Linked DNA regions of Homo sapiens: region 1 is linked to region 2. The links are chromatin loops, found by intact Hi-C in ENCODE. Cell type or tissue: PC-3. All regions are shown on one strand. Links, peaks and the distances in the headings refer to the core of each region. The heading gives the core; the rest is flanking DNA. Region 1 overlaps IRS2 (insulin receptor substrate 2). Region 2 has its middle 55 kb from the start of LINC00399.

The links. Hi-C counts contacts between places; a loop is a spot of excess contacts. Peaks named below come from ENCODE experiments on the same cell type or tissue, not always from the same donor. Only the 100,000 strongest peaks of a DNase experiment are listed, where the experiment ranks them.
Region 1: it touches region 2 in a loop (4-fold over the local background); 4 of 110 quality-filtered maps call a loop at or near these places.

The regions. Positions count from the first base shown.
Region 1 is chr13:109,769,153-109,777,152 of GRCh38, reverse strand. All of the region lies in intron 1 of IRS2 (insulin receptor substrate 2), which reads left to right. Among named protein-coding and RNA genes, the nearest start is that of IRS2, 13 kb to the left of the region's middle. In PC-3, for the core only: no CTCF peak of the experiment used is centred there; a DNase peak (open chromatin) is centred at 3,672; H3K4me3 peaks cover 629 bases; H3K27ac peaks cover 391 bases.
Region 2 is chr13:109,337,028-109,353,944 of GRCh38, reverse strand. No RefSeq gene overlaps it. Among named protein-coding and RNA genes, the nearest start is that of LINC00399, 55 kb to the left of the region's middle. RefSeq lists an enhancer at 3,963-5,162. In PC-3, for the core only: no CTCF peak of the experiment used is centred there; DNase peaks (open chromatin) are centred at 8,114 and 9,224; H3K27ac peaks cover 641 bases.

The DNA of each region.
Region 1 (8,000 bases), core at 1-8,000, 430 kb before region 2:
ACACTGGGTGAGGCAAAGTGCTGTGCCCCCCGCCCCCCATCCTGCATTTGGACAGCTGTAATGCAGGTGGATTCTCTGTTTCATTTCTCTAGTACGGATGACAGCAGAATGTATATTTCTATACAAGATGAACAAAACGTTTTAATGTTGGCGTTTTAATGAACAAATGAAAACAAAATTTTCTGAATGTCCAAAAGTATTGGTTATAAACACATTAACTGTCAGATCATGATTTTTGTGAAAAGAATGCTGTCCAAGTTTAGATAGGGACACTCTTTCTATATTTAGTTTGAGTGGGTTCTTCAAGACTGCAGTGGTTATTCTGACTCATTTCAGGTAGATTATTGTACACAGAGTTCAGTGCTAGACTTTTCTGAAGAAAACTAGTAAAGTCATCATTTGGCATGGAGGAGATGATGGGGTTGATGATTGCTACTGATTTCAATTTCTTTCAAGATAGCTACAGAGACTTACATTAACTGGGTGCTAAAATACAATGCATAGGTGAAGGTTAGTGTAGAAAGAGTTGGAGTATATGTTGTATACCAACATTTTGCTCTGTAGGTGCAAATAATGCAAGATGCTTCTGTGTGTTATAGCTTTATTACTTAAGTGAATTCATTACATAAGAATTCTGAAATAGATTGGATTAAAACTTATGGGTTACATGTTTACAAATGATAAAATAGTCAATTTGGTGGTTCTGATTAATTTTCTATTAGACTAGGAAAATACTAAGTTTGTATAGAGTCACTTTTATGTGTCCAAAGACACTGTAAAACTTGAATGGGTAAAGGTGAAGCCTTGGAAACTCTGTCCAGTTTTCTTATGTCATATATGATATCTATATACACAAGGTTTATAAAATATTCCTTGCTTACTGTGTTTTTACTGAAATTTGGAATATTTGATCAAATATTTTGACCCACGATATATTTTTTAAAGATAACTGATCACACGCATTGCACCCTGTAAATGCTGGGTTTTTTTCTTTTTTTTTTTTTGAGACGGAGTCTCACTCTATCACTCAGTCTGGAGTGCAGTGGTGTGATCTCGGCTCACTGCAACGTCCACCTCCCGGGTTCAAGCGATTCTCCTGCCTCCGCCTCCTGAGTAGCTGGGACTAGAGGTGCATGCCACCATGCCCTGCTAATTTTTTGTATTTTTAGTAGAGATGGGATTTCACCGTGTTAGCCAGGCTGGTCTCGATCTCCTGACCCCGTGATCTTCCCGCCTCAGCCTCTCAAAGTGCTGGGATTGCAGGCATAAGCCACTGCGCCCGGCCTAATGCTGGATCTTTTAATATTCATTTTAAAGAGTATCAGGTTTTCCAGCAACAAATATTTGGGGCTGGTGTGTGTGTGTGTGTGTGTGTGTGTGTGTGTGTGTGTGTGTGTGTTTCCATAATATCTCATCCAGTCATGCTCCAGGAGGCTGGATATGATATTTTTCTCCATAACTGAAATTCAAGGATTAATGATGTGTTCTTTGTTCATGTTGAAACTTTATAACTTAAGCATAGTCTACTGCTACTTTATCCCTATACAGTTAGTACAAATACTTGAGTCAGTTATTACGGTGTGGTATGAAATTTCAATTGTTTTCAATGCATAAAAACAGATATTATGATATAGTTCATTATACTATGTGATTTTGTTACTTTACAATCCTATTATACTGTGTGATTTTGTTACCTTAAAATCCTTATGTTTATGTTAAGAATGATTCATTCTTGGATGAGCTTGGTGGCTCATGCCTGTAATCCCAGCGCTTTGGGAGGCCGAGGTGGGTGGATCATCTGAGGTCAGGAGTTCAAGACCAGCCTGGCCAACATGGAGAAACCCCATCTCTACTAAAAATACAAAAATTAGCCAGCCATGGTAGCATGCACCTGTAGTCCCAGCTACTCAGGAGGCTGAGGCAGGAGAATCACTTGAACCAGGGAGGCAGAGGTTGCAGTGAGCTGAGATCGCGACACTGTACTCCAGCCTGAGCAACAAAGAGTGAAATTCAGTCTCAAAAAAAAAAAAAAAAAAAAGAAAGATTTTGCATAGTATTAATGCTTAATCTTTAATATTTAAGAATATGATACAGTGCTTTCTGTATGCATTCTATGGACTTAAATAAGTCAATCTTTGGCCTCCAAAGTATAAGTGTAACAGATAATCCCACAACTTGGTAGACAACTGGCAACTGAAGATTTTGAAAGAATCTTATTGAAGTTGAATGCAATGACGATGTACCATTATTCTGATCAATATTGACGGATAACTGCCTGCCACTCTTCTCTTGGGGTTAAAAGAGTTGTGTAAAATTCAAAGGGTGTTTTTCTTCCCTTTATAGTGGTAAGACATTTTCCTATATACAATATGGTATAATATTCCAAAAAATCCTATGGCATAGGCAGAACCACCATGAACCCCATTCTTTGGAATCAAGAACCTACAGTGTGGAGAGGCCAGATGACTTGCTCCAGATCTCTGAGCCAAAAGGAGAAGGAGTGTCGGGTTCAACCTCATAACATCTTGGTATCCCTAGCCCAGTTCTCTAATGTCATATTGTCTGCTTGGGAAGCTCATATGCAATAATTACATTAGGATTTTATCCTAGACCCTTGCCTCAAGCAACATTTAAGTTAATATTTTGCTGGAGTGATAGTTAATCATCTCCCCCTTTTTCTTCCACTGGGTATCAATTCAAAGGAAAATGGGGACCATTGAGGAGGAAGACTGGTAGGAAAGCGCTCTATTTATTGAAATCAGTTTTTACATCCTCCGGTTTGGAGAGTTTAGTATTTGATACTATTTTCAAGGCTGTGATGTTACTAGTGAATTTTAAAGTTGACCATCAAGTTGGTGATGGATCTGTTCTGGGGACTCCAGTCATGCTTCCTGGACCTCTAGATGTGTCAACAAAGTGGAAAACTTAGATTGCTCTGGCTGTCTTTCATTACCTCTTGGTAAAGCAAACTGTATATGATACTTGGTAAGATACCTCCCCACCACCGCCACCATCAAATACATTAAAACTCTTGCAACTCAGGTGGTGACAATACGAAAAAAATATACAAGGGTGTTCTGAGAAGGAAGAGTTGAGAACCGTTGATAGAATGTAACTTAGTTATTTAAGGTTGTGAAAACAGAGGCTGTGTGAGGTCCGGAGTCTTAGTCAAGGTCACTGATTCAATTAGTGGTAGAGTTGTTTGTAGATATCATCAAGAAAGAGTAGGAGAATGTGATACAAACAATGACACATCTCAGTTGGTTCTTTGTATCTTGATGAATAACTTTCTCCCAGGATACAGCCTATGCTCTTTAGAACAACTTAGTATTTGTGGAAATGATATTAGTCTTTTTACTTTGGAACATTTTAGTAACTTTCTTCATCCATAGACTAAAAGAAACCCTGAAAGCCAGAAATAGAGAATGCAGAATTCCTTAATGAAGAAACGCGTTATAAATCAGAGAAATATGGCTGTTCATGACTATGTGGACGGTGTCTACTGAGTGGGGAGAAGATTTGGCAAATATTTAAGGTCATGTATTTACTTTATCAAAGAAAAGGAAACAAAGTTATTGTTTCATGAAGACCCCCAGTGAAATCGAAAGGCCTAGATTATCTAGCAGAATTGAAGGCGGCTCTGTGTAACAGGTTCAGCCTGGGCGGTGACACAGTGATGAGTCAGCGGGTGCATTCGGTCACTGCTCTCTGTGTCTCTAAGACAGGTGCTTGTTCTATAAGTGAAATATCATATATTCCCCATTATGGATAAGTCCATTAACATTTTTCTAAGAAATGAGTCATTAACCTATTTAATGAGTTTATTTGAAAACTAATCAATTTAGAATTTGCCTAAGGACCAATAACTAACTAATCAGTTGTTGCTAGGTGGTTATCTTCTGGGGAATTGAGTATTTTGTCAGTGCCTTTTTATTTTTAACAGCCCTTGTTTTTTTCTTTTTTTTTAATTCTCAGGAAAAAAATCATTTAGCTGGATTTTTATATGAAGATAAATAGTTTTCATACAAATTTAATTTCACAGAAGCTGCCATTATTCTAATGACGTGGGTATAACCTCACTTTCAAAAGCAGAAAGAAACACTTTAGCAAACACATAAAAATTCTTAAGATATTCACACTTTAAAAAATGTAATAGGCGGCCGGGCGCGGTGGCTCACGCCTGTAATCCCAGCACTTTGGGAGGCCGAGGCGGGTGGATCATGAGGTCAGGAGATCGAGACCATCCTGGCTAACAAGGTGAAACCCCGTCTCTACTAAAAATACAAAAAATTAGCCGGGTGCGGTGGCGGGCGCCTGTAGTCCCAGCTACTCGGGAGGCTGAGGCAGGAGAATGGCGTGAACCCGGGAAGCGGAGCTTGCAGTGAGCCGAGATCGCGCCACTGCAGTCCGCAGTCCGGCCTGGCCGACAGAGCGAGACTCCGTCTCAAAAAAAAAAAAAAAAAATGTAATAGGCAAATCTGTGGCCTGGAACTCTTGTGGGCAGTGCAGTGTTTGCTTTGTGCAAGCTGTCAGGCCTCTCAGCATCAAGAGACAGTACCTCCTTCCTGGCCAGCACCCCCAACGGTGAGCGCCGTGACCCACCAAACAGCAGGTGAGATTGGAGACCTGGCTGGATGAGCAAAGCAGGAAAGCAGTTTTGCTATCCGGGCGAATGGAGTTACGGACCTTCTTCCAGGTTAAGAAGAAAGCCACGTTCGGAGCGCCCTGTGTTGCAGTGATGGGTTTGTTGAGCACCCACCAATTTAGTCAGGAAAACTGATGCAGACGTGTGGTCTGGGGGTCTTCATGAATCGGCCAGAAGCCTTTTCCCCAGCAAGGTTTGGGTGCCTCTGGGAACTTTTGCCTTCTGCAGAGGACCTGGGAAGAGCGTGCACCTACCTGCACCGCTCCGTGCTATGAACCACCGAAAATAGGGACTGAAGTCAGGGACCATCTGACCACGTGAATTCCCGGGTCTGCGGCAGAAGCCGCCCCCGATCCCGTCATCTCAGTGGCCACCCTCACCCATGACTGCCCTGCGCTGCCTGGGCCCAGCGCATGCCGGGTGAGCCTCTCTGCCCTCCTTTCTTTGTTCGGGACTTCCCATACCCAGATGGATGGATAAATAAGGGGAATTGTGAAGCAGGGAGAAAAGTTTTGGAAATAGGCCAGAATTTCTTTACTAAATTTAAAAACCATGCACATAATCCTTTAGAAACTCCACGCAATAAGCAGGATTAAGCAAGTCGTGGATTAGAGTGTATTGAGCAGAGACTGTTTCTGTTTGAAGAGGTCAGAAATGGAGGTACTGGGACCCTAGTTTACTGTGGACATTGCAGGGCTTCTGAACTTCCCAGACAGCAGAAATTCCTGGAAAAGTAGAGTCTTGTGGTCAGTTTCTTACCCCACACCTTTGGTGCATTTTAAAAAAATAAATTACTAAAGTGCTTTGCTTCAGTTTTATTCTGGTATGATAGTAGGTATTCACTTTTTATTGTCTTCCTGCATAAAAGCAACCTAAAATAACGTTTTACATACGCAAATGAAACAGAAAACAAATCCATAAGCTACCCATACCCTCTTCCAGTTCTATATATCAGGTGAGTGTGCTGAGACTTGTACAAATAACTTATGTTGTCAAGTAGACATCTACTAAATGTATAGTTCAACTGAAAGTATATTTGAGTATGCTTTAGCAAAATGTGTTAGTTGCAAAAGTACCAAATCTCTTTTTCTCTTTTAAAGTATTATAAATCCAGGATTGTAAATTTATTTTAATTGCAGTTTCAGAAAACTAACTTTAATTTAGCTGGCTGAGAAAGCAAAAGAGAAAAAAATTAAATATTAATATTGAACTGCATGAAAATACTAGATACAAAGGCTACACAAAACCCTTTTAGATATAAACATCCATGAATTTGCATTCATTGATGCAAAGACATTGTTGAGATTATTTGTTCTGACAAGTTTTTTAAATGAGAATTTCTCCTAAAGGTTTTGTAGCTTCTACATGTAAGGGCATTTTGGTGTTTGGGGACAGATGAAAGTTTCAGTGGTCCAGTAGAAAGGACACACCTTGGTTCAGTTTGCCGTCTTACTGTTATTTGCAGCTTAGCTTATCAGTGTTCCTAGTTCGAGATGAAATAATCACTGCAATGAAATGTCCAAGTTTTCCCAGCAGGGAGCATTTAATGAAGTTCTTAGAACAAGTCTGGGTGATACACATTCATCTGTGTGAGTCTTGATCTGTCCAGGTTCGCTGGGCTGTTTAGAATCACTGGGTCTTCAGCCATTTCCAAAACGCAGAACACAGTTGATATTTTAAGCCAATCAATGTATTGAGAGTTCAGCGTGTGTCAGCACAAGAGTAGATGTCCTGGGAGATGCAGAAGAAATGTGAAGCCTGGCCTCTGTTCCCTAGGTGCCTTCAGAGTCAACTTGGCAGCATCCCACCGGGCACCATTTTCTGGGCAGCCCCTCTGATCCTTTTCATAAGTGTCCACCCCGCAGGCAATCTTGGCTGAGCACAGAGAATGGGATGTTTCACGGGATGTCTCTGCTGCGACAGTGGATATCCTTGCTGGAACATTCACAGTACTGGTCCCATTCACAGCTGGGACCACTCAGATGTTTCACCCCTTCACCCCTGCGTGAACCTGGGGTGCATCAGATGAGGTAGTGTTTGTAAGTTTTCTTCTCTGAAAAATAGTAGCTTTGATTCTGCTGCTATCCCGATTCCTAGATGTCAGCTTGCCCTGAGCTCTTGGCGGCCTTGCCTCCAAGCTCTCCTGGTACTTCATTCTGTGCTCAGTCTTTGTTGTAAATGGTAGTATTCCAGAAACTTCCCCATTGTCAGGTTTCTTGGCTCCTTTTTGTAGGCAGCCCCAAAGGCTGCGTTAAGGGTATTGATCACATTCTTTCTATAGGCATCCCTAGCCTGTTCAGGAAAGCCCCCTCCTTTCCTGCCAGCCACAGCCCCCACCGGCTCAAAGGGCTGCTTGCCGCTCTTGGCCTCCCTGCCCTCCATGGTGGTGGCCAGTGTAGGCGAAAGAAGGAAGTCCCATTGGGTTGGGGAGCTCCAAGTCACCCACCCGTGAGGCTGATGGGGGAGTTAGTCACAGATGAGTCTCCTCCCATTCTCACCTTTTGCCACCTTTTGCAGTTTTCAGAAAAAAAGAAAAATAGGAACTTTACTTATGGGTTGCTTGAGAAAGGTAGAAAGTTGGGGGCAGAAAGGACGATGGCAAAAATGGTGAGATCTCCCTTTAATTTTTAAATGTATTCAAACTGTTAAATTTCTGCATGTTTTCATTACAAAGATGACAATTGTTGCATATAGACTATCTCAAAAATACTTCATCCATTTGAGCAATATGAAAGAATAGGCTAGAGAGAAACAGATTTGGTTTTTCAAGCTAAAAAGAATAACAGAAAGTGGGCGAGTCTTCAGTGAGCTGTCTGCCTTTGAAACCTAGGAAGTAAACTTAATTTGGATGTGCATTTAGGAGATGAAGCACTACAGGTGGTGAAATGCTCTAGCAATGAAGCAGGGAAGGGAGAGGGGGGAAAGGAAATTTGAGCCAAGCAACCTGAAGGTCAGGGGAAGCCGGTCTTACAGATGTTAAGGGAGGAATCCAAGTAGGCAAAGGGGATGAACAGCAGTGCAAAGGCTCTGGGGCAGCAGGTTGCCCGGTATGTTCCAGAACAGGAAGGAGGCCAGTGTGGCTGGCATGGAGAGCTAAGGCTCAAAGGAGAAAGTGAAGAGAAAGAGGTAGTAAGGGACCAGGAGGAATTGAGCCCGGCCAGCCGTGCTACTGATGTTAGCCCACATGTCACAGTGTGTGAGGGAGATAGAGTCCTTGGGAACAATAATATGCAGAGCTTTTAAAAACTTTCATACTGTAGCCATCAATTCCATCATCATGGTGGTGGTATCCCTGGGTGGTGGTGGTTACTTGGTAGAGTATACGTCAACTCGAATTTCTTCCTCAAAAGTATAT
Region 2 (16,917 bases), core at 4,648-12,647:
TCTGGAAATATTTTTTGTATGTAATATGACTAAATTATAAAAGATATAATTTGTTTTTACTACTCTGTGTTTCCATCTAAATCTAATATAATTTTTTAGTATTACATGAGTACGCTGCCCAGAAACCTCCTTTCTCCTGGTTTACCTGGCAATTTCACTATACCTAGTTCCTGTCGGTGACTGCCAAAGGAAATCTTTTCAATCAGTATTAAAACATTGGCTACTTTGTATATGCTGCCTGCTTCACCTAGCTCTGTGGAGTCAAGAGTATGTCCTACATAAAGAAATACAAGACCATCAACCTGGAGATATGAGAAATATGAAAAGTTGCTTTTGATGGCAGAGGCACACAATTAGTGCTGCCTTATTTTAGAGAAGAGCGCCGTCTTTTCCTACCAAGATCATTGAAAAAGATGTTTTGGAGGAAATGGGATTCTATGATGGTTAGGATTTGGCAACTTGGAGAGGAAGACAACATTCCAAGAAAGACAGCTATCTGAGAAAAACACCTGCAAAATCAAATGAAGATAAAATAGTGATTGGCATATAATTCTAATAAAAAGACAAACAGTATGAAAAGAGGGTACATTTATTAAGATACAGATTCATGAAAAAATTCTATGTAGTTATTTAAGCAGCTATTTAAGCTACTGGTTTCAGGATATAGTAGGGTGCTCTTTGGAAGGATGATGTGGCATAGAAAGAGTGATAAAGAGAGAGAAAGAGAAAAGGAGTTGCAAAACCTGAAAATCCTTCTTCAGGCTATTTCTTTAAAACGGGTCTTTTACTTGGCATTTATCTGTGAACTCTCGAAGTTCAAGACAAATATTCAATAACTCCTAGGCATTATTTTTAATCGTCAACATCACCACTATTTTTATTTTTTATCATTATTTTTGTTTGTTTCTTCTGTTTTTGAGACAGGGTTTGCTCTGTTGCCCAGCCTGGAGTGCAGTGGTGTGATCAGAGCTCAATGCAGCCTTGACTTCTCAGGTTCAAGCCTCCTGAATAGCTGTGACCACGGGTGCACACCACCATGCCCAGCAATTTTTTAAATTTTTTTGTAGAGATGAGGTCTCATTATGTTGCCCAGATTGGTCTTGAACTCCTGGGCTCAAGCGATCCTCCTCCCTCAGCCTCCCAAAGTGCCGGGGTTACAAGTGTGAACCACTGCCCTCAGCCTATCTCCATTACTTTTAAAACAAACACATAAGGAAAGGGTATAGTGATATAGATATTTTTAGATTGGTGTATTAGTCTGTTCTCATGCTGCTAGTAAAGACATATCCAACACTGGGTAATTTATAAAGAAAAGTTTAATTGACTCACAGTTCCACATGGCTGAGGAAGCCTCACAATCATGGTAGAAGGCGAAGGAGGAGCAAAGCCACATCTTACATGGGGGCAGGCAAGAGGGTGTGTGCGAGGGAACTATCTTTTATAAAATCATCAGATATCGTGAGGCTTACTCACTATCACGAGAACAGTATGGGAAAGACCCACCCCCATGATTTAATTACTTCCCACCAGCTCCCTCCCATGACACATGGGAATTACAGGAGCTACAATTCAAGATGAGATTTGGGTGGGGACACAGCCAAACCATATCAATGGGAATAGATGTCTTTTCTTACTTTATACAGACCAGTGTGAGCTCTGCAGCTGGCTGTGCCAGTTTGAATCTTAACTTTACCAAGTGCTTGTTGTGTGAACCCAGGGAAGATGCTGGGCATTCCCCTGCCTCATTTTACTCATCTGTAAAATGGAGATGGTGAGAGTAACTTCTTATGATGTGTTTTGGTTTTAAATTGACTTTATTTTTTTTAGAGCAGCTTTATGTTCTCAGCAAAACTGAGCAAAAGGTACAGAGATTTCCATACACCTCCCCACCCTCTCACCTCCACACACACACACTGCCTCCCTCATCATTATCCCCATCCCTTGCCAGGGGGTACATTTGTTACAATCAATTAACCTAAATTGACTCATCATCATCACCCAAATGTCACAGTTTACATTAGAGTTCACTCCTGGTGTTGCCCATTCGATGGGTTTTGGTAAATGTATACAGGTTTGTTTTTAAGGTGAAAAGAAAATACTCAAAAAGCTTAGAAGAGTATATGGCATAGATGAAAAACTCAAAATGTTACCTACTATCATTGATATTATTATTGATTATAGTGGTATGTTTTAAAATAATCTTTTGAAACACTTTTTCTTTTCTTTAAATTATAGTGGCATGTCCGTAACTTACATATGTGATATATGTTGTATATTTATGTAATTTGTAATAATTATATACTACCATGTATAGTAGTATATATTACATATACTATATAATATGGTATGTATACTATGTAATATATACTTATTCTTTATTATACATAACACAATATATTACATATATATACTATATATGAAGACATACATATATAGTGTATATACTAAATTATTAGGTTGGTGCAAAAGTAATTGCAGTGTTTGCCATTACCTTCAACAGTAAAAACCGCAATAACTTTTGCACCAACCTATAATACATGTCTTCAAAAACTGATGAGCAGAATCTCTGAACTCAGCCAAACACAGAAGGATCCTAGGGTATGGGTGATTGTTGAAATACATGCTGCAAAATATTCCTCTTAAAAGCCTCACTCTGTAATCTGAAACTTCTAATATTCTGGCTGTCTTTGAGTGTGGTAAGCTCATATTTTGAGGTCAATAATTCGTATTCCCTTTAAATAACACCAGTTGTTTGCCTCTGGACAATGATAATCTTTAACGTGGGAAGATTTAATCCTAATTGCAAGAGGTCTTACAGACAGAAGTGACTTCCAAAAACACAGACCAATATTTCCTGGAATAAAATTCCAGATATTAACAGGCTTTATTATGGCGGCCTACATCAGTGTGTCAATGCATAAGAACATAAGCTGAAAAAAAAAATTGGCTCAGATCATAAAAATAAAGCTTAACAGTTGGATTCAACATCTCTTATCATCTACCACTCCCCACAGACATCTCATCTCTGAATCCCGATCCGTTATTCTTGAGCTAGGTACACACATTCAATACTCTGTAGCCCAAGGCAATGCCTACAATCTAAGTTCTAGGGCAGAGACTACCATATTCAGTTTTTTTATTGTTTCTCCAAGTCAATTATTTCTTAGAAATGTATTAAATTTTCTCATGCCAGATTTTATGTGATTTAATTATGGAACACTAGAGAAAATCAGGGATTTAAAAGAATTTTTCATGCCTCTCAGCCATGATCCAAGGTGACTGGTTGTACGTGGTAAAGGATAGCATCTACTCAGTCCCCGCGATTTGAAGACATATGTAACCAGCACTTGCCACCTTATCATTATACTCTAGAAGGCCATCAACCAAGACTTCATTCCGGATGTCCTAGCTCTCAGAGAACATCCCTTTCGACCCAATTGTATTGTCTGTTCATACTCTATTATTACAGTAAATGTGAGTGAACAGCAGTGTATTGACTTTTAATTATGTATAGTATATTTTTAAAATTTGTAATTACTATTCCTTTATACGTCTCTAAAAATCTTGTAATTATGATGCTAAACACTATCACACCATTGGAAATGGCAGAACTGTTCAGATTTGCCAATATCTGGGTGATTACTCTTGCTTGCAAAGGTTTTTAGAGAAGTAATAATTATGTGCTTAGCATTTAAGCTATTTCTCCAAGTTTACAATTATTATTCTTTCTTTCTGCAGAGAGCACTGTGACTTACAAAGAGTAAGAAAACTAGAAACTTTTGTTTGGTTTGCCAATGTATTGGCAGCATGATTGGGACAGAATCCAGGTCGTGCCCCAGGAGAAAGCTATTCGTGACACCATCTCTTCGCACCCTGAAAACATATTTATTAATTCAGTGTTTGACGTGTGTTTGTAATTACTGATGTGTATTTATGGGTTTCAGGTGATTTTTTTAAATCTTAGAATCTCTGCCCCTTATTGAGGGTGGTCTTAAGGTAATAGGACATTTACTGAAACAACCTTCTGTACCAAACATGATGCCTTCTTTTACCTCCGTGGCTTCCAGCTTCAACCTGTACTCCATGTTCCTTCCAGACTCTGTGCTCCATCCACAGCAAACATTGCAGCTTGCTAAGCAGCCTGTGCTGTTGCTTCTGGGCCTTTGCATCGGATGTGGTCCCTGCTTAACAGACCTTCCCTAGCTCTTTGCCTGCACACAATATTCAGCTCACCCTTCAATTCAACGCAGCTAACTCACCTTTTCTTCTCTAACAGCCTCATCCCCTCCCCTAGAGACTTATCCACTTCTCTTTGTGCTACACTGGTATACTAGGCATTTCTGTCATTTTTTTTCCTGTATAACATCCTCTGAATGTAGCATCTATTTAGTAATTATCCTATTTGAGGATGGAACTGTCTTTAAAAGAATCTTCAAGATATATACAACCAAAAATGGCAAACAGAGTAACACCTACACAAGTTTGGTACAGTGCCAGAAACACATGCTTTATTTTTCTGGACAAATTAAAGAAATTCACCTTTGGTCACGTCCACTTCTATATTTGGACATTTTCATGTGGTTTCTGGGTACTTCTCTCTTCTTCATTCCTCTTGTTTTTTTTCCTGGCTTATTTTTACATTAGTAGTTCAATTTTTAAAGTTCCTGAAACAAATGCAAAAAGTTGGTATGGTATTATTCAAAGTATAAGATCAATTTGTAGATCTTAGGAAATTCTAATTCTATGAGTCACTTTACTTCTTCTGTATGGGTCTCCTTTTATTCACTTAAACTGTTAATGTAACAAGAATTTATCTACTGAGTGATTGCACCAAGCACCCTGTCCTTATTCCTTGCAGGGAAATAGTAGGAGTGAAGAATCTCCTTAGTCATTATTTTAAAGTATTTTTTTCAAGTCAGTGAAACTACAACAGTAATGACAAAGTTAAAAGCATTTAGATTACAACTTCAAACAGTGATTATATCTCAAACATGTGCTATTAAAAAATCTTCGGGAGTTAGAATGTGATAAGATTTGTCATTCATTTTCACAGATATTTGGAAGATATTTCAAATAATAAATTTTGCTACTAAGTGGTAATTTAATTGTGCATTTAGACTCAAATTTCTCTGGACAAACATCCTACTTAAATTTTTCTTACCCATAGTAGATTTTATTCGAACGAGAGTAAACACTTTAAAAGCTTTGATGGAAGAATTAGTAAGTACCAATGACTCATAGTTCATCTAGCATTTTTCTTCCCTCATGCATTTTGATGACCATTTAATGGGTTACACCACCAAAACAGCTCCATTAAAAATTTTCAAGCCAGAATAAGAAGGTAAAATTAACCCACAGTTTTTCAGGTAGATCCATGAATTAAGACAACTACAGGAAACATCAATGGGTAAAAAAAAATGTATTCTCTTTTTATAAGTTTATAATAATTATTTATTAGGATCACTGTCCTTCAAAGTTCTAAATTTAATTGAAGAAAACTTGTTAATGCTTATAGAAGAGTCACTTTGTTAAATTTATCATGTTTGTATATTAATTGCTGATACGTGAGATAAATCTAAACATGATATAATCAGTCATAATATTTGATTTTTAAATTGGCAATTACATTTCTTGATTATTGATTTAGAAGAATTTTCTTTTTTTCTTTCTTTCTTTCTTCTTTCTTTCTTTCTTTTTCTTTCCTTCCTTCCTTCCTTCTTTCTTTCTTTCTTTTTCTTTCTTTCTCTTTCTTTCTTTCTCTTTCTTTCTTTCTTTCTTTCTTTCTTTCTTTCTTTCTTTCTTTCTTTCTTTCCCTTCCTTCCTTCCTTCCTTCTTTCTTTTCTTTTCTTTTCTTTTCTTTTCTTTTCTTTTCTTTTCTTTTCTTTTCTTTTCTTTTCTTTTCTTTTCTTTCTTTTCGGATCTCACTCTGTTGCCCAAGCTGGAATGCAGTGGCACAGTCATGGCTCATTGCAGCCTTGACCTCTCAGACTAAACTGGCCCTCCCACCTCAACCTCCCAAGTAGCTGAGACTACAGGCATGAGCCACCAGGCCCAGCTATTTTTTTAATTATTATTATTTGTAGGAGTGAGGTCTCACTATGTTGCCCAGGCTGGTCTTGAACTTTTGGGTTCAAGCAATCCGCCCGCTGCAGTCTCCCAAAGAGCTGAGATTATAGGCATGAGCCACCATGCCTGACCTAGAAAAATTTTCAATATGTTACAGAATGTTTATCAATCTGGTAGTGCTATTAAAATAGGGTCTTGGAAATACCCTTCTGGCAGCAGAGAGCAGATCTGGTGGCAGGGAATATGACCAACTCACAGAAAGGGCACAAGCAAGGAAACAGTGTGAGGTGGTAGCAAGAGTGATGAAGAGAACAAGGCAGATTCAACAAGTGCATGGAAGTAAAATCAGCAGAACTTGATAGATCTGTTAGCTATGCAGAAGAAGAGAAAAGAAAGAAAGTGAAAGATGGCTTGGTCAATTCTATCCCAGGTCTTTCCAGAAAGGAATTCAGGGAGGACCTGGTTTGGGAAAGGCCAAAGGTGGGAGCAATGATGAAACGGGTGTAATCCATGGTCAGAGACTCTGAAAGAGGGCATCACTTTAAAACACATAAGTAATTTTTAAAAATCCTAATTATTATATCACCAGTGAACTTGGTGAAAAAAAGAATTGGGAAGGCTGATAATAAAATGCTTTTTCTAAAGGGATCTCTCTGAAGAATTCAGTTTTATTATTTCAATAGGTTTTGGTGAAACAGGTGGTGTTTGGTTACATGAATAAGTTCTTTAGTGTTGATTTCTGAAATTTTGGTGCACCCATCACCCTAGCAGTGTACACTGTACCCAATGTGTAGTCTTTTATCCCTCATCCCCCTCCAACCCTTTCCCCTGAGTCCCCAAAGTCCATTGTAAAATTCTTATGCCTTTGCATCTTTATAGCTTAGCTCCCACTTATGAGTGGGAACATATGATGTTTAGTTTTCCATTCCTGAGTTACTTCACTTAGAATAATGGTCTCCAATTCCACCCAGGTTGCTGCGAATGCCATTATCTCATTCCTTTTCAAGGCTGAGTAGTATTCCATGTGTCTATGTGTATGTGTATATATATATATATACACACACATATAGATATAGATATATATACATGTGATATATAGGTATATATCAGATTTTCTTTATCCACTCATTGATTAGTGGGCATCTGGCTGGTTGTATATTTTTGCAATTTCAAATTGTGCTGCTATAAACTTGCACGTGCAGGTATCTTTTTCACACAATGACTTCTTTTCCTCCGGGTAGATACACAAGAGTATGGGATTGCTGGATCAAATGATAGATCTACTTTTAGTTCTTTAAGGAATCTCCACACTGTTTTCCATAGTTGTTGTATTATGTTGGTGCAAAAGTAATTGCAGCTTTTGCCATTAAAAGTAATGAGTAATGAGCCTACCCTTTAATCTGCCATGGAGAATGATGATCACAATAAGAGACTTAATATTTATTCTGTGCTTCCCAGGTGTCAGGCATTATATGCTGTTCTATGTCTTATCTCAGCCATTGAGAAGTCCTATCAGGCAGGGCTGATTGTCCCCACTTACAAAAGGGTGAGATCTAGCTCCGAGAGGATTCATGATATGCCACAGGACTGACAGCCAGGAGTAACTTTCAGGACTGCTCTGAACAGGCAACCCTAGGGAGAACTGCATGAGCCCACAATCTGGGATCAATGAGCAGATAAGAGAGATGAGAGAGGACAAAGCTGCTCCTCTGCTCCTTTTTCCCCCCAACTTTCTCCTTTAAGATCCATCTTTAGGGGCAGCAGGGAGAACAAATGGGTGCAATGGGAAGTGGGGTCCCGGAGCTCAGAGGCAATAAGAGCAGCTGACGTGCATGGGGCTGAGGTTCCAGGTAGAGCTGGATTTTACTCCAAAGTGTGCAGAACCCAATTTCAACTATCTTTGAAGAATCACAAAGAAAGTGAAAGGGCAAAGCCACGAGTCCTGGAAACCTCAAATAGTCATACTTGATGGTATTTTCTGGTAAACCTGTGGAATGGACTATTGTGCTACAGACTTATAAGCCCTTTAGAAAAAGCAGTCATGATTTTCAGGAGTCAGCATGGCTTCACTAACAGCGAGTCACACCTCATTTGCTTTCTGACATTTGACTGGACTGGCAGCTTGGAAGATGACATAGATGTGGGGTAGCTGGGTTCCATCAAAGCATGTGACAGAGTTCTGTTTAATATGTTCACGGAAGCACAGCAGGATGACATGAATGGACTGATAGCAAAATCGGATGCAACGTAAAGCAGTGAATAACTATTTTTTTAAAAAGTGGTGATTAATGTACTGATATCAGCCTGAAAGGAAGTCATTAGCAGTAAGCCAAAAGGTTCTGATACGATTAAATCCAGTCAAATGCTTTTATCATTCACTTACTTGAAGGCATGGAAAACATGCTTCTCAAATAAGTGGGTAATCTAATGATTGTGGGAATGTCTACTACAGCAAATGACTGTATCAAGATTTAAATAATCTAGGGATGCCAGTATGAAGCACAAAAGAAGGTGTTGGAAATTTCTTTCTGAGAAATCCTTTGAAACAAGATAGATCCCTCATCAAGCCAGAGCTGGTAAGAATTTCTGCTTTTGACTTGTATTTAATTTTGAATTGAATTTGGTGAATAAAATTTGGCTTCTTTTCCTCCTCCTGTAGAAACTAACTCCAAAATAAGAAGCAAAACAAACAAATGAACTTCATCTTTAATTTTTAAAAAAGAAAAATAAAAATGAAGGAAAGAAAGAATAAAACAGAAGCCTAGCCTCTCAAAAGCAGTGACAATCAAACATGGAAACCCTCGAGGGTGGACACCTATGGTCCCAGACCTCAGAAAAGGCCATCAAAGTCCACTTGTTCAAGGTAGATGGCAGCCATGCAGGTTAGATCTAAACTCGGGTCACAGGATGGGGATGAGTTCTGCCCGGCCCTGAGAGCGTCCCCAGAGTTCGTCTGGCTCTGAGAGAAAGTTGAGGAAAAGTGGCTGAGAGAGCACCGTGCCAAAGTGTCTTCAGAAGGTTGTCCTTGGTGACAACATGAGGCAGGTGGTGAGGCAAGGAGAAGTTCCACTGGGAGTCCCCCGAATGTTGATCCTGCTTGGATGAAAGGAAATGAGAGTCCAGAAGCTCATCTGCACTCCATAGTCCTGAGTCATTCTGAGAATTCCTAACATCCTGAAGCACACGCTGCCCCAGGTCCCACATGGACTTCCTACAGATAGTCAATATGTGGAGAGCTTGTCTTGTTCAAACATGAGAAATATTCGAGAAATAATTTAAAAGGAATAAGCAAAATATACAAAGATTGTACAATTCTACAAATGGGAAGAAAGAACAGAGAAATTAATTTCTAATGCAGACAAAAACCTGCATTAGAAAAACGCTACCACAAAGAGAGATTATGATCCAACCTATCTTCACAAATTACCAACAAAATGAAACCATCATCTGTATAAACAAAACACGCAGCAGAAACACATTAGTTCATGGGTGATATATTGGGACCTCAGAAGAATGTGCTATGTGAGCTGGTGTAGCTCAGGAAAAAATGTGAAAAATATAAATGCACAGGAAAAAATGATAGCTAAATGGGAAGCAGCACTAAGGAGAAATACTATGAAAATACAGCTCTGCACATAATGGACTGTACTGAGAAAAACACTCAAAATATAAAGAAAATGAGCAAAGAGTTAATGGGATTACAGTGAAAAACAGTAGTTATGGAACAAGGCAAGTAAAATCTAGAAAGTGTGATGGATTTACCTAAGTAGGGTGTATTAGTCAGGGTTCTCTAGAAGGACAGAACTAATAGGATATATATATATACACACACACTATATATATACACATACACATATATATGTGTGTATATACATATATACATATAAATACATATACATATACACACATATATAGTATAGGATATATATATATAGTGTGTATATATATATATACTTATAGGATATATATATATAGTGTGTATATATATATACTAATAGGATATATATATACACTAATAGGATATATATATACACTAATGGGATACATAATATATATACTAATAGGATATATACTATATATATACTAATAGGATATATACTATATATATACTAATAGGATATATATAATATATATACTAATAGGATATATATTATATATATACTAATAGGATATATATTATATATATACTAATAGGATATATATTATATATATACTAATAGGATATATACTATATACTAATAGGATATATACTATATATATACTAATAGGATATATACTATATATATACTAATAGGATATATACTATATGCTAATAGGATATATACTATATATATACTAATAGGATATATACTATATATATACTAATAGGATATATACTATATATATACTAATAGGATATATATTATATATATACTATTAGGATATATATATATATACTAATAGGATATATATATACTAATAGGATATATATATATATTAATAGGATATATATTATATATATACTAATAGGATATATATTATATATATACTAATAGGATATATATATATACTGATAGGATATATATATATACTATTAGGAGATATCTATATCTATATCTATATCTATATATATATGTAGTGGAGTTTATTAAGTATTAACTCACATGATCACAAGGTCTCACAATAGGCCGTCTACAAGCTGAGGAGCAAGGAAGCCCAGTCTGAGTCCCCAAACTGAAGAACTTGAGAGTTCTGTGTTAGAGGGCAGGAAGCATCCAGCACAGCAGAAAGATGTAGGCTGGGAGCCTAGGCCAGGAGCCTAGGCCAATCTAGCCTTTTTGCATTTTTCTGACTGCTTAATATCCTGCCCATGCTGGCAGCTGATTAGATGGTGCCCACCCAGATTAAGGGTGGGTCTGACTTTCCCAGCCCATTGACTCAAATGTTCATTTCTTTTTTTTTTTTTTTTATTTTTTTTTTTGAGACGGAGTCTCGCTCTGTCGCCCAGGCTGGAGTGCAGTGGCGGGATCTCGGCTCACTGCAAGCTGCGCCTCCCGGGTTCACGCCATTCTCCTGCCTCAGCCTCCCAAGTAGCTGGGACTACAGGCGCCCGCCACTACGCCCGGCTAATTTTTTGTATTTTTAGTAGAGACGGGGTTTCACCGTTTTAGCCGGGATGGTCTCGATCTCCTGACCTCGTGATCCGCCCGCCTCGGCCTCCCAAAGTGCTGGGATTACAGGCGTGAGCCACCGCGCCCGGCCTCAAATGTTCATTTCTTTTGGCAACATCCTCACAGACACACCCAGGATCAATACTTTGCATCCTTCAGTCCATTCAAATTGACACTCAGTATTAACCATCACATAGGGTATCAAAATAACAAAAGAGTAAAATATTCAAAAAACATTATTTTAAAAAACTTCAAAAAACAAATATTTACATTTCCAGTTTGAGAGGGTATCTTATGTCCCGAGGAAAATCCATGTAGAAAAGACAACCATAAGACATAGCTAGTAAACTTTCTGAACCTTAAAGGACCCTGAGGTTAGAAGATGTATTTGTTTGCCATTGCTACTGTAGAAAAATACACAAACTTAGTAACTGAAAATACTGCAAATTTATGATCTCACAGTTCTGGAGATTGGCAGTCCAATTAGTCTTCTGGGGCTGAAATCAGGGTGCTGACACACTTGCATTCCTCCTGCAGGCTCTAGAGGGGATCCACCTCCTCACCTTGCCCAGCACCTATACTTCCTTCCTCACGGCTCCTCCCTCCACCTTTAAAACCAGCCTCATGGCATCTGCAAATCTGTCTGACCTCTGCTTCTGTCCTCACAGCTCTTTTTCTGCCTCTAGTGCTCCTGCCTTTTTCTTACCAAGGCCCTTAAACACACCCGGATAATTCATAATCATCTTCCCACTCCAATATCAGTAAATTAATCCCATCTGTAGAGTCCCTTGCTACCATTTTAAGGTAGCATATCCACAGTTTTCAGGGATTAGGTGAAGCACATCTTGGAGAGAGGGTGGCATTATTCTGCCAACCATAAAAGGCAAATGAAAAGTTCGTCTAGAAGGTAGAAGGAAAGAAAAACTAAACTTCTGTAGATTTTTCCACAGTGGCAGGGAAATAATGGAAAATATTTGTATTCATTATTTGTTGCTGCCTAACAAATTACTCAAAAACTTAGTGTCAACAACACACCAAAAACGACATATTATCCATATCTTTTCTGCAGATGAAGAATTTGGGAGCAGTTTAAGGGCAGTTCTGGCTCAGGGTGCCTAGTGAGGTTGCCATCAGAATGGCAGCTGGGACTCCAGGCATCTGAGGCTGCCTGGGCCAGAGGGTCTGTGTCCAAGGTGCCTTCTCACAGGATGGAAGGCAGTGCCGGCATCGGTGAGGCTGCTTGGGCGTCTTCTACAGTCGCAGTACGGCAATTGGCTTCCTCCAGAATGAGACCCAAGAGAACAAGAGGCAGGCCTTGAAACTCATGTCATCATTTCTGTCCTGCCCTGTTTGTTAGAAGTGAGGCTCAATGGACCTCACACTGCATTTGTATCAAATGCCCACAAGAGGCAAATCTATAGATGCAGAAAGTAGATTTGTGGGTAGCTTAAGGCTGGAGAGGGGACTGGCAGGGCTGAGAGATGACAGAAGGTGTGGGTTTCTTTGGGGATAATGAAAATGTTCTGAGTGTGGTCATGGTGGTACATTTCTGTAAATATATAAATTTGAAAAACAGTGAATGTGCACTGTAAATTTTATGGTATATGTAGTGTATATGAACTCTATCTCAATAAGGCTGTTACCAAAAATACATACGTATTTAATGAAGTATACTATATAAAGTTACAGGTAAAGTTAGTCTGAAAACTAAAAAAAAAATTCAGATCAACAGAAAAAATAAATAGAAGACATGTAGTGAAATATTATGTAGTGTAAGATTTATAATAGCAAAAAATATACATAAAACGCTAGAACACAAAGAAAGCTTTCCATGTAAAAGTGATCAATATATCTGACATCCTCTTAACTAGTAAAGGAAAAAGACTCAGCTTGATTGGGAGAATCACTTCAGGATGTGTACACGTATCAAGTCATCATGTTGTGCACCTTAAATATATGCCATGTTTATTTGTCAATCACGCCCCAATAAAACTGGGAAAAAAACAAAGCAAGAAATCGGCACATATATATTTAAGAGACAAACTAAAAAGTTGTAATTCAGAAATATTTAAGTTAACATGATGAGAATGGCATACTATGAAAATGCCAAGAATGTAAAGGGTCAGAATCTTAATATCAGATAGGGTTGCATTCTGGAAAATAAACAAACAAACAAAAAACACCAAAAAAAAAAAGACAAAGGCATTTTATATGTTAATTGTTGCTATCCACAGTGAAGACTGAAGGCATGAAATTTTATGCATAAAATAACATTATTAACATAGGAAAGCAAATCTTCTAGATAAAAATGAAATCATGAGAATTATAGACAAAAACAAGTATAGAATTCTTTCAGCCTATGATAGGTTTTCGAAATAACTAATTATATAGAATATCTCCATAGACCAATATTAGAAATTAAATTTCATTTTAGTAAGTGATACATAATTAATAAATAGCAAAGACATAAATGCTTAAAACCATACTGAGATTCCGGTCTGGCAATTCTTATCACATTTTATAACACAATGTATTAACAAGGGTATCATGAAGCAGATGTTTTCAGGCTTTTCTTGGGGGAGAGTAGATGTGAATAACTTTTAAGGTGAGCAATCTGATCATTTATCAAAATTTAAAATGTATATAATCTTTGATTCAATAATTCCACTTCCAGAAATTTATTCTACTAATATACATACATGTTGACAAGATGATATGAGAAACAAAATACTTAAAGTGTTGTCAGATTATAACCCAAATTTAAAATACATACCAATTTTTCTATGCTGATACAAATGACTGACTGGATAAAGAAATAGAGAGAATAGACAAATCTCCCATGCAGAAGAACTCCAAATAATGTATGCAGATGCTTCACTCTCAAGGAGAGGGAGCATAACTCCCCACTCGCTAAGTGTAGTATGCAAACAGTGACGTCCTTCTGATTGTACAGGACCAGAGGAAAGGAGCAAATTTATGGTGGAGAAACCTGACCAAGACTCCCTTAACCAGGTGATCAAGGTCACCATCTGCAGAAAGAAGTAATGTTGACAGTATGCACCCGGGATATAATGTGATAGAAATGACACTTTATCTTTGTGATTTTCATTCTGAAAAGCCATAAGCCCACTCTAATCATGAGCAGTTCCATAGAGAGGCCTTCTCCGAAAGACCTGAGCAGTTGTCCTCAAAACTGTCCAGAGTCATCAAAAACAAGGACTGAGAAACTCCAAAAGCCAAGAGGAGACTAAGGAGACATGGTGACTAAATGTAACATGGGATCCTGGATGGGATCCTAGAACAGAAAAATACATGAGGTAAAATAAGACAATTTGAAGAACTATGGGCATAGTTAATAATGATGAATCAACATTGGATCATCATTGTAACAAGTGCACCACACACAATATTACAGGTGTTGATAAAGGAACTTGTTGTGTGGTGTATGGGAACTCTCTCTAGTATCTTTTCAATATTCATGTATTTCTAGCACTGTTCCAAAAATAAAATTTACTAAAATTAAGGGGATGGGAAAAAATGAAAATCACAACATACCAAAACCCCTGGGATGCAGCTGAAGCAATGCTTAGGAGGAAATTTTTTAGCTTTAAATGATTACATAAGAAGGGAAGGAAGATTCAAAAGCAGTTATCTAAACTTCCATCCTAAGAAGATAAAAAGAAGATCAAATCAAAACCAAAATAGGAGAAATGGTAGCAATAAGGAATTAAGAGAGAATGGAAATTAATAAAATACAGAATGAACTAACAAATGATTTTTTCTCATTGTGTATTTTATTTTCATTTATTAAAATTAATATTTTATTTTAGTAAAATACAAAATGAGAAAAAATTATTGAAAGAAAAGCTAGCTTTTTGAAAAGATAAAATTTGGCAAGCCTCTAGCAAGAGAGAGAGGGAGATCTGAGAGGTCTGTTCATGTCTTTTTCATACTTACCTATAATATTTTGCCTTTGTCTCTGAATTTTAATATGTTTTTCTATATTTGAGATATCAGCCACTTTTCCGAGGTATTTGTTGAGAATATTTTCTCTTAGTTTTCAATTGCCTTTTGATTTTGCTATGAGGAGATTTTATCATGTAAAATTTGAAGAGGTATATTTTTTATTTAGTAAAATGTATTAATCTTTTGTTTTATTGCCTACGAAGTTTGAGTCATAGTTAGAAAGCTTTTCTCTACACCAATGTTAGGGAGAATTTATACATTTTCTTCTACTAATTGTTTGATTTCTTTAATATATTTATTTCTAATCAATTTAGAGTATATTCTTAGATACAAGACATGAATCTAATTTTACCTGTTTCCAAATGGCTATTCATTTGTCCTAGCCAAACTTATTAAAACGTCCACCATTATTTCAGTGATTTGAGATGCCATCTTTGTAATATACTACATTTCCTTATGTACTTGGGTCTAATTTTAGACTTTACACAGTTTTTCTTCCACTTGTCTACTTGTCTATTCATGTTTCAGCCTCACGCTGTTTTAATTATACAGGACATATTACATGTTTTAATACCTGTAAAAGCAACTCCCCCTTCTTCGATTTTTTGGGTTTTAGTGTTTTTCCAAGTATATTTGCATGCTAGTTTTTCCATATGAACTTTATAATCAAGTTGTCTAATACTATAAAGTAGCTCATTGGCATTTTTATTGGGATTGCATTGATTTTGTAAATCAACCTGGGGGAAGATACATCTTTAAAATGCTGAGTCTTCCTGACCCCAAAACTAGACTGACTTTCCATTTATTTGGTCATGTCTACTTTTACAATTTTCACAAGTTCCAAATTTTCCTTATAGAAGTTTTGCACATTTTCTGTCACATTTATTTCTAAGTAGTATTTCTTATGCTATTGTAAGTGAAAATTTCTCTAACTGCTTATTGTTTTTATGTATGAACTCTGTTGATATTTATGTGTTAGTTTTATATCTTATTACATCACTGCATTCTTTCATTGAATTAATTTTATCATTCATTCTCTGGAGATTTACAAGTATACTATCATATTATCTACAAGTAGAGGAACTTTTAAAATCCATTCTCATGTCTCTAGCTGATTTTTCTTATACAATTGCATTAGCTAGTACCTCTGTTAGAATATGCACAGGTTGCACAGACAGTGAGAATCTTTGCCTTTTTCCTATCTTACTGGAAATGTCTTTAGTATCTGTAATGTTTCTCTATGGAATAACATGGTAAATTTAGGGATATATATATGTATGTGTGTATACGCATATATATGTATACGCATATATATAGATAGATAGATACGCGTATACACACATAGATAGATAGACACATCTATTTATGTGTGTGGTAAGCACATCCTTGCTAAGAAAACAACTCTCAGTTACTATTCCCTTGAGTGGTTTTAATCATGAATGGATGTTGAATTTTGTTAAAGGCTTTTTTAGCGTCTATGGAGACTGCAAAGAAAAATGAGTTAAAATTCTAAACAACTTTTTAAACTAAAGGTATTTCACATATTTTAATTGAAAAAGAATCATTAAGACAATATAACAAATGGTCTTTCCTCATTTAAGAAATTTTTTTTCAAAAGTGATCTTCCAGAACTTGTGTTCCAATGGACACACTTTAAGAAACAATGAGCCTGTTGACTCCACTCTTCCTCCTGTATTTTATATGTGAATAGAGGTATTTCTGCAAAGGTTAACAC